Regions from separate parts of the Homo sapiens genome. Here region 2 is linked to region 1. A link is an interaction called in ENCODE POLR2A ChIA-PET data of the cell type or tissue named here. Cell type or tissue: CD4-positive, alpha-beta T cell. All regions are shown on one strand. Links, peaks and the distances in the headings refer to the core of each region. The heading gives the core; the rest is flanking DNA. Region 1 has its middle 14 kb from the start of PHF19. Region 2 overlaps PSMD5 (proteasome 26S subunit, non-ATPase 5).

Region 1 (4,393 bases), core at 112-4,111:
GCTCCACTAGGATTTCACAGTGATGGTGGCCTTGGGAGGTGGGTGCTAGTTTTATCCTTCCTCAAAATGGGGAGCTCCTCCAAAAAGGAACCAGAATTTTAAGGTGGGGGTGGATGCTGGACAGATCATAAGTGACAGCTAAACCTCTTGGAGCTATTGCCCACCTTAGGCCAATAACAGATGAGGCCAGGCGCGATGGCACACGCTTGTAATCCCAGCACTTTAGGAGGCTGAGGCGGGCGGATCACGAGGTCAGGAGTTTGAGACCAGCCTTGCCAACATGGTGAAATCTCGTCTCCATTAAAAATACAAAAATTAGCTGGGCATGGTGGCAGGCGCCTGTAGTCCCTGCTACTCGGGAAGCTGAGGCAGAAGAATCACTTGAACCTGGGAGGCGGAGGTTGCAGTGAGCTGAGATCATGCCATTGTACTCTGGCCTGGGCGACAGAGCAAGTCTCCATCTCAAAAAAAAAAAAAAAAAAGGACCAAGGTAGCCTGGGCGCAGTGACTCATGCCTGTAATTCCAGCACAGGAATTGGGAAGCCGAGGTAGGAAGATCCTTTGAGCCTGGGAGTTCAAGGCCAGCCTGGGCCACATGGCGAAACCCTGCCTCTACGAAAAATTAAAAAATTAGCCTGGTGTGGTGGCAGGCGCCTGTAGTCCCAGCTACTCAGGAGGCTGAGTTGGGAGGATCAATTGAGCCTGGGAGGTTGAGGCTGCCTTCAGTGAGCCATGATTGTGCCACTGCACTCTGGCCTGGGTGACAGAGCAAGACCCTGTCTTGAAAAAAAGAAAGAGAGAGAGAGAGAAAGAAAGAAAAGAGAAAGAAGAAAGGAAGAAAGAAAGAAAGAGAAAGAAAAAAGAGAAAAAGAAAAAGAAAGAACTAACAAGAAAGAAAGAGAGGAAGGAAGGAAAGAGTGGACAGGCTCTAGGATCTGGACTGGACTTGGACTTAGAATCTGGACTTGGACAACCTAAGGTCAGGTTCTGCCATGTATTAAGCAATGTGGATAATAATGGCACCCACAGCTCACAAAATTGCATGTGAAAACACTTTGTAAACTATAAAGTATTTTGAGCCCTGGAGGGCAGTGGGATGGGACCATCATGCCTCAGGCAGCTTCTCATCTCAGTGCCCAGTTCAAGACCTGGCACCCAGTAAATGTCCCATAAGTGTTTGCTGAGTGAATAGATAAACAAGTGATTATCATCATCCTTTTAACTTGATCTCAGCTTTGCAGAATAAAAACAGGCAGATGCTGTTGGACCCTGATTCAGGTTTTGTGAGCTGAGGCCTCACAAATGAGCCTGCTTTTTTTTTTTTTTTTTTTTTTCCTGTTAACGCTTTTGACGTTTTCATTTTAATATGTGAAACCTGGCTACTTGTCTCAGGGAGAGTTTATGGAAAAAAAGCTTCCAGCTGGCTTTGGGCAGCCCATAAAAATGTACTGAAATGTCTAACTTTGACCAGTTAGAAATTAGGAGCTGTTGGGGGATGCAGGCCGGTGACGCCACTCGCCCTGGTGAGGCCACTGAATTTCAGTAATTAGCTCTCTGGGCAGGAGGACTCGCTCCTAATTCCTTCCTGGTTCCGAGTCAAAGGATGAGGCCCTGAATCTGTTAAAGAGAAACCACAGCTTTCAGATAACAGACAAACATGTCTTTAACACACGCAATCTTTGATTCAAATGATTTCAAAGGGCATGGGGGAGGGAAGGGTTTTTGTGAGCTTTAACCGAAGCCGCTCATCAGAATGTCAGCTCTCCAAATCCTATCCTTCCCTCAGCTCAAGTCTGACCTCCTCCAGGAAGCCCTCCTTGGTAACCCCAGCCCATCACAGGTTTGTTCATCCACACGACTCCTTGCTTTAAAACTCTCCAGAGGGTCTGCCTAACTTCATGGTCAAGTTCAGTCTTCTTAGTTTGGCATACAAGGCCCTTTGTGATCTGACACCTTCTCACCTGTGTAGCCTCTTCTCCTACTCTCCACCCCCACCCTTTAACCCAGGTGCGACAAACAACCTTCACCCCTCTCCCCGGAATTTGGGCCTCAGAGCCTTGGACTGTGTTTTTGCCTTGATGGGGATTTTCCTTCCCCTTCGTCATGTGGCTGGATGGTCCTTATTCCCAAAACTCACCCCAAGCCTCTCCTGCAGGGGTGGGGAGAGATTGAGCCCCCAGGGCTGGGTTAGGTATCCCTGCTCATGCCCCAGAGCGCCTGGGTTTCTGCTCATCACAGTTAGTGTAAGGATCCATTTACTCATCTGCCTCTCCCGCCCTCTTCCCTTCTCTCCCCTCCTCTCCCCTCCTTTCCCCTTCTTCTCCTCTCCTTCCCTCCCCTCCCCTCTCTGAGGAACTTGGTCCAGCTACAGTCAATATCTAGAGAAGGTATTGGCCTAGAGAACCTTGCTCAATCTTAAGCCCGCACACCTGCCGTACTTTGGGATCACCCCGGGAACCTTAACATGCTGATGCCTGTGTTCTTATCTTCAGAGACTCTGGTTTGATTGGCCTGGATGTGGCCTAGGCATGGGGTGAAGAGTGTGGGTTGAAAAGCTCCCCGGGTGGTTCAAGGTGCAGCCCAGGTGGAGCGCCACCATAATTTACAGCACACGACTCAAGACCCACCCAGCCACTTAGAGGAGCTGCACTCCAGGCACCTCGGGGAGTATAACCTTGAACTCGGAACCCCACTATATTTGCCATATTTGTTGTGTTGAAAGAAAACTAGTCATCTGTTTATCTGAGTCAGTAGCATTGAGCAGCTGTATAGTCCCCCACAGGCCCCACCCAGTCTTCCGTGCTTGTTAGGAGAGACGGAAGCATCACAGTCACCTGGTAGAAGGATGCCTGTCTGAGCCCCACCCCAAATCCAAGGAGCCAGACCAGGGACCCTGTGCTATAAACAAGTCTCCTGGTGATCCTTCTGCACACAAATGTGCCAGGGCTCAAAACATCCTAAAACAGGCTGCAAACCCCTGACGCCTTGCAGAGCCAGGTAGGAAAGTTCAAAGCAAAGAAAGGCCTCCAGGGGACCATGCGGGGACTGGAAAACGACTGGCTCTAGCAAATTCTTGTCCTTTGGGAATGTGGGCCCCATGTTGTCAAGTCCCTCTTTTTTAAAAAGAGAATGCCAAAAATCTGAATTTTTAAAAAGGTGAAACTTGTTTAAAGCTGACAACTAATTCAAGCCATTTAAGTACACAGCTCAGACCAAACAAAACTTACCTGGGACCTGAATTTAGCATCTATTACCAATGTTTGCGGCAAACCCCACACGTGGATGAAGCTAGAGGGTGGTGTGCTTGCCTGGCCTTGTCTCGGCTCTCTCTTTTTTGAGCTGTTTTCCTGCTATGGGACTTGGGCCAGCACGGAGTAGGAGTGGGGAGGCGGTGGGGAGCGGGTACAGGAAACGGCCCCTGAGACTTGTGCCGTACGTGCAATTGGGAGGCTGTTTGGGGACATTGTTCCTCACGTTTAACAGTGTTCTCTTCATGCCAACTCTCTAAAAAAATACCTCTCAGGTCTCAGGGCCTAATAGAGTTTTGATTTGCCTCAGCAATGGTGTGCCAGTGTCTTATGGACACTGAATTGCGTGGGATCAAGTTTTAGCTGCTAGAAAGGTCAGAGGGCAATTTGTGGCCTGTCCCCATGGCATATAGGACCTCAAGGTCCACACTTGTATACCTGTCATTCCTGGGTGCTTCTGACCTTTCCAACTTCTGTTTTTCGTTTGATGCTTGTCACATGACCACTCCTGTAAAATTTTATGCTTGTATATCAAATAAAGAAGTTAAGTGCTTTCTGAAATAAGGCATGCTATAAATAAATAAGCCCATAAAAATAGTAAGTGCTGAAAAAAAGGGTTATTGAATACATGACTACTTGAATGATTCATTTTGTGGTTGCACACAGGGCCTTGCACAGAGCAGGTGTTCAGGAAATGAGGGCAGGATGGTAGAGTGGAAAGCAGCAGTTTAGAGATGGAAAGACAATAGCCCTGCCATTTCCTAGCGACTGGGACCTTAGCCAAGCTGACTAACCTCTCTTAGCCTCAGTTTCCTCGTCTGTACAATGGGGACAATCTCAGTGCCACCTTATCAGAGTTGCTGGGAGGATTGAGTAAGATGATGTAAAGTGCCTAGCATGTAACAGGCACTTAATAAGTGGCAGCTGTGATTATTTCAACACCAGAAATACCCTCATCTATGAATGTCATTGTTAAATGACTTAGTAAAGGCAGTAATGTGTGCAACATGAGTGAGGACGCTCTCCCTTTGCTCAAGCCAGCTAGAGTGTGACAGAGAAACCACATGGATTCACTGGGTCAATAAAATGGGGAGGCCTTCCAGAAGCTCTCGATTCCCTCAGCTCCTTGTCCCAGGTCTCTGCTC
Region 2 (4,393 bases), core at 99-4,098, 61 kb before region 1:
TTTTTTTTTTTGAGACAGAGTCTTACTCTGTTGCCCAGGCTGGAGTACAGTGGTGCAACCTCCACCTCCCAGGTTCAAGCAATTCTCCTTCCTCAGCCTCCTGAGTAGCTGGGAATATAGGCACATGCCACCATACCCAGCTAATTTTTGTATTTTTAGTAGGGACAGGGTTTCACTATGTTGGCCAGGCTGGTCTTGAACTCCTGACCTCATGAATCGCCCACCTCAGCCTCCCAAAGTGCTGGGATTACAGGCGTGAGCCACCGCACCCGGCCTAGCCCATGTTTTTTCTATCATGCCATAGTGTTGCTATTTAACAATGCCAAAATAAATGAATATGATAAAATATTAGTAATTCAAAATGGCAGTTACCACATGATTGCAACTTTTTAAGAGCACACAGGCCTAGGGACATGGAACAGAGTCACTTGAAAGTAGCTGAATTGTCATGTGGGGCTTTCCCAAGTTCCAGTATGTTGTCACGATGTAACTTGAACAATTTTCTAAAGATCCCTCCTTCAGGACACACATCAGTCATGAGATTGCAACCTGGGCAAAGTCTCTAATAGAGAAAATCACAGATGTCCCAAGGTTGTTTCCCAGCCCTTCAAAAGAGGATATTTCACTTTAAGAACTCAGTCAACACACCTGACCAACACATCCTCACCAGTCAGCTCTCTCAGGAGCTGGGTTACCAATCCACTTGTGGTACAGTAGTTTAAAGATTCTGGTGACACGGAAGAAATCTCTATAATTAGCTGAAATAAAAAAAAAAACACAGAAAAAAGAAAAAGGTCAAATCAGCCCTACGCCTGATAGATCTCATTTTAAGTTAAATGTAGGACTAGGTACTTTTTATAAATGAGTTTTAAAAAATCCATTATTTGTCTCTTTAAGTAGAAAAACTTCAGTGAACGCATAAGAAATTACTTTGGCACAGATTATTATTATTATTATTTTTGAGACAGAGTCTCACTCTGTCACCTAGGCTGGAGTGCAGTGGCGTGATCTCAGCTCACTGCAACCTCTGCCTCTTGAGTTCAAGCGATTCTCGTGCCTCAGCCTCCCCAGTAGCTGGGATTACAGGCATGCACCACCACACCTGGCTAATTGTTTTGTATTTTTAGTAGCGATGGGGTTTTGCTATGTTGGCCAGGCTTGTCTTGAACTCCTGCCCTCAAGTGATCTGCCCGCCCTGGCCTCCTGAAGTGTTGAGATTACAGGCATGAGCCACCATGCCCTGCCACCTTGGCACAGAAATGTTCCATTATATCTAGGTGTATCAGCACTTTCCCGCCCAAGCAATCATCAATCAGGGTACAAAAGCCTGAATCAGCCACAACAAACAGATTATAAAACCATTCACTCATTCAGGCATCCTGTCAGTCAGTCAGTCAGTCATTCACTCACTCATTCAGCAAGTATGTTCTGAGGTCTTACTGAGAGATATAGGAAGACACTGAAGGGTTTTAAGCAGAGAAATGACACAATCAGATTTGGACTTTTAAAAGACCATTCTGACTGCATGAGAAGATAGACTAGGGATGATAAAAATGGATGAGTGGAGACCAGTTTGGATGCAAATATAGTAGCCCAGGTGAGTGACACCAGTAAGTTAGTCTAGGGTGGTAGAAGCTGTACTAATGAAGAGAAATGCAGGGGTTTAAATAAAATCAACAAAATATGATGACCGAATGGATATGTGGCAAGGAAAACAGGCCTCAGAATGAGCCAAGGTCTAATACCCAACTAAGCAGACTGTGAGACACAGCCAGTTTGTTGTCTTATTTTTTATTAGGGGGATAGGGTGGATAAGGAAGATCAGGAATTTGATTTCAGCATGAGTTTGAGTGGCCTAGAATATACCCAAGGGGCCAAGAGTGAGTAAGCAGTTGAGCATGAAGGTTCGAGCTCAGAAGAAAGGTCTCAGTTGGAAGTTTACATCTGAGAGGCATCATCACTGATGGGAAGTGAAATCATAAGTGAGTAAAACTGCCTAGGAATGAGTAGAGTACCGTGAAAGCAGGGCTTGGAACTCTGTTTTCATCAACTCCAACAATTAAAGATTCAACGGAGGATAATGAGCCAGGAGGCTGAGAAGAAACTGAGAGGTAGAAGGAAAAGCAGCATAGTATGGTATCATGACATGCAAAGTAAGAAAGTGTTCTGAAGATGGAATTAGACTATAGAGGATTCTATTTCAAACATGCACCCTATTAACTGTGTGGTCTTGGATCAATTGCTCCATCAATATGAGGTTAATGATAACAACATACAAAGTTTACTGTAAGAATTAAAGATAATATATGTGAGTATTTTAGCATAGTGCTTAGTACAAAGCTGGTACAAATAAGGGCCATTTCTTATTACTACTACAAATTTTTTCAAGTCTGGTTTCAATATCTTCTCTATCATAGTAATTATATTGCACTGTAAATATATATATATATATAAAAAGGGTCTTGCTCTGTTGGCCAGGCTGGAGTGCAGTAGTGCAACCACGGCTCACTGCTGCTTCAACTTTCTGGGCTCAGTTGATCCTCCCACTTCAACCTCCTGAGTAGCTGGGACGACATGCACATACCACCATGCACAGCTAATTTTTAAAATCGTTGTAGAGATGGGGTCTCACTATGTTGCCCAGGCTGGTCTGAAACTCCTGGCCTCAAGGGGTCCTCCTGCCCTTGCCTCCCATAGAGCTGGGCTGTAAGTATTTTTTATGACTGTCTCACATACTAGGCTGGGAATGCATCCTTATATTCCCAGCACCTACTGTAGGGCCAAACACAGATTATATACTTAATGAGCCATCTTGCTTTTCAGCATAAGCCAAACTGCATTCTGCTTTGTAAGCATGAGAAAGTGTGCTTTTTATCTTACCTCATACACCCTGTATCGAACAATGTCATTTGTTTTCATTACACTTTTCAAATCATCCAGCAGATTGCTTTCAAATAAAGCCTCCAGTCCAGCTTGGGTTAGTGATATTCTTGACAGGGATTTGATAGCCTTATAACGAAAGAAAATATCTCTTACATTCCCAAAATGCAGGTTATTATCTACTTCATAAGAGTGATGTAAAAATAGTGCATGGAATGCACCTTGCCCATGTTTTAGCTATTATTTATAATTGGAAAAGACGCAAGGTATCCCCCATAGAATTATGATGGATACTGTAGATATGTATATCCTAGAAAATGAAAGGGGTTTACTAGTATTTACTTGACAACCATTTATTTTACACAATCCATATGAAGTTGTAAATTCCATTACGCAAATCATCCATTCTAAACCTTCACCTCTCAATTCAGAAGGCCTTTCTTTATCTTTTGGGACACCGATGTCTCTGCACATTTAAGTCAATGATTCTAGTAGACTCACCGCTTTTGCTACAGATAGATTCTCTCCACCAATGCAATAAACAATTTGTTTTAGTAATTCAGCATTATTTAGAATCTCAGTAACAGCATCAGAATTTTCAACAATTCTTCCAATCTGAAAGAAAAACAATCAGAAACACTCTTCTAAAGTAGGGCAACATACGGTAAACACACGATGGTCCAATTTCCTTAGTGCACAGTTATTTTAGGAGTTAGTGATCACAGCTATATATCAATTCATTAAAAAATCAAAATGACCTAAATTCATTCAGTCAAACACACATATGGTATAGTCACATCTTTGAAAGGAAAGAAAAAAGAAAGTGGGTAAAGAGGTAAGATAGTTCAGTGAGTGAAAACAATACAAACCCAGCTCTATGTTTAGCTACACTGACCTTGCACAAATTTTAGCCCCATTTCTTATCCGTAAAATGGGAACACAATATTTAATTCCAGGATAGTTACGAAGATTAAATGAGACCGAACAGGCAAAGCACCTGCTACAGTGTCTGGCATATAAATGGCCAGTGAATAAACTGATATCTTCCCCCTTTCCCCCAACCTTTTTTTTTTTTTTTTTTTTTGAGATGGAGTCTCACTCTTTCGCCCAGGCTGGAGTGCAGTGGCGCGATCTCAGCTCACTACAACCTCTGCCTCCTGGGTTCAAACGATTCTCCCACCTCAGGCTCCTGAGTAGCTGGGATTACAGGCACCTGCCATCATGCCCAGCTAATTTCTGTATTTGTGTAGAGACAGGGTTTCACCATGTTGGCCAGGCTGGTCTTGAACTCCTGACCTCAGGTGATCCGCCTGCCTTGGCTTCCCAAAGTGCTGGGATTACAGGCGTGAGCCACTGTGCCCAGCGCCCTTTTTTGCTGAATAAACACAGAAAAGGAAAAACAGTAGTTCAGTATCTACTGAGTAACTGTTTAGCTCCTAACATTTCAACAAGATAATCCTTAGCAGCAGCTCTTCACTCAAATAGCAAGGATGCTTTGGTTACCAGGATGATA

What was found. ChIA-PET counts read pairs that join two places held together with the same protein. Peaks named below come from ENCODE experiments on the same cell type or tissue, not always from the same donor. Only the 100,000 strongest peaks of a DNase experiment are listed, where the experiment ranks them.
Region 2: POLR2A ChIA-PET joins it to region 1 with 5 read pairs; 12 of 35 experiments call an interaction of 5 or more read pairs at or near these places.

What each region holds. Positions count from the first base shown.
Region 1 is chr9:120,888,962-120,893,354 of GRCh38, forward strand. It overlaps a transcript of PHF19 not described here. Among named protein-coding and RNA genes, the nearest start is that of PHF19, 14 kb to the left of the region's middle. RefSeq lists an enhancer at 3,660-3,879. In CD4-positive, alpha-beta T cell, for the core only: a CTCF peak has its summit at 1,013; DNase peaks (open chromatin) are centred at 1,700, 2,780, 3,320 and 3,950; H3K4me3 peaks cover 971 bases; H3K27ac peaks cover 3,833 bases.
Region 2 is chr9:120,828,451-120,832,843 of GRCh38, forward strand. It overlaps PSMD5 (proteasome 26S subunit, non-ATPase 5), which reads right to left. Exons shown (of 10, transcript NM_005047.4): 3 at 3,382-3,495; 4 at 2,881-3,009; 5 at 649-758. Among named protein-coding and RNA genes, the nearest start is that of PSMD5, 12 kb to the right of the region's middle. In CD4-positive, alpha-beta T cell, for the core only: no CTCF peak of the experiment used is centred there; no DNase peak of the experiment used is centred there.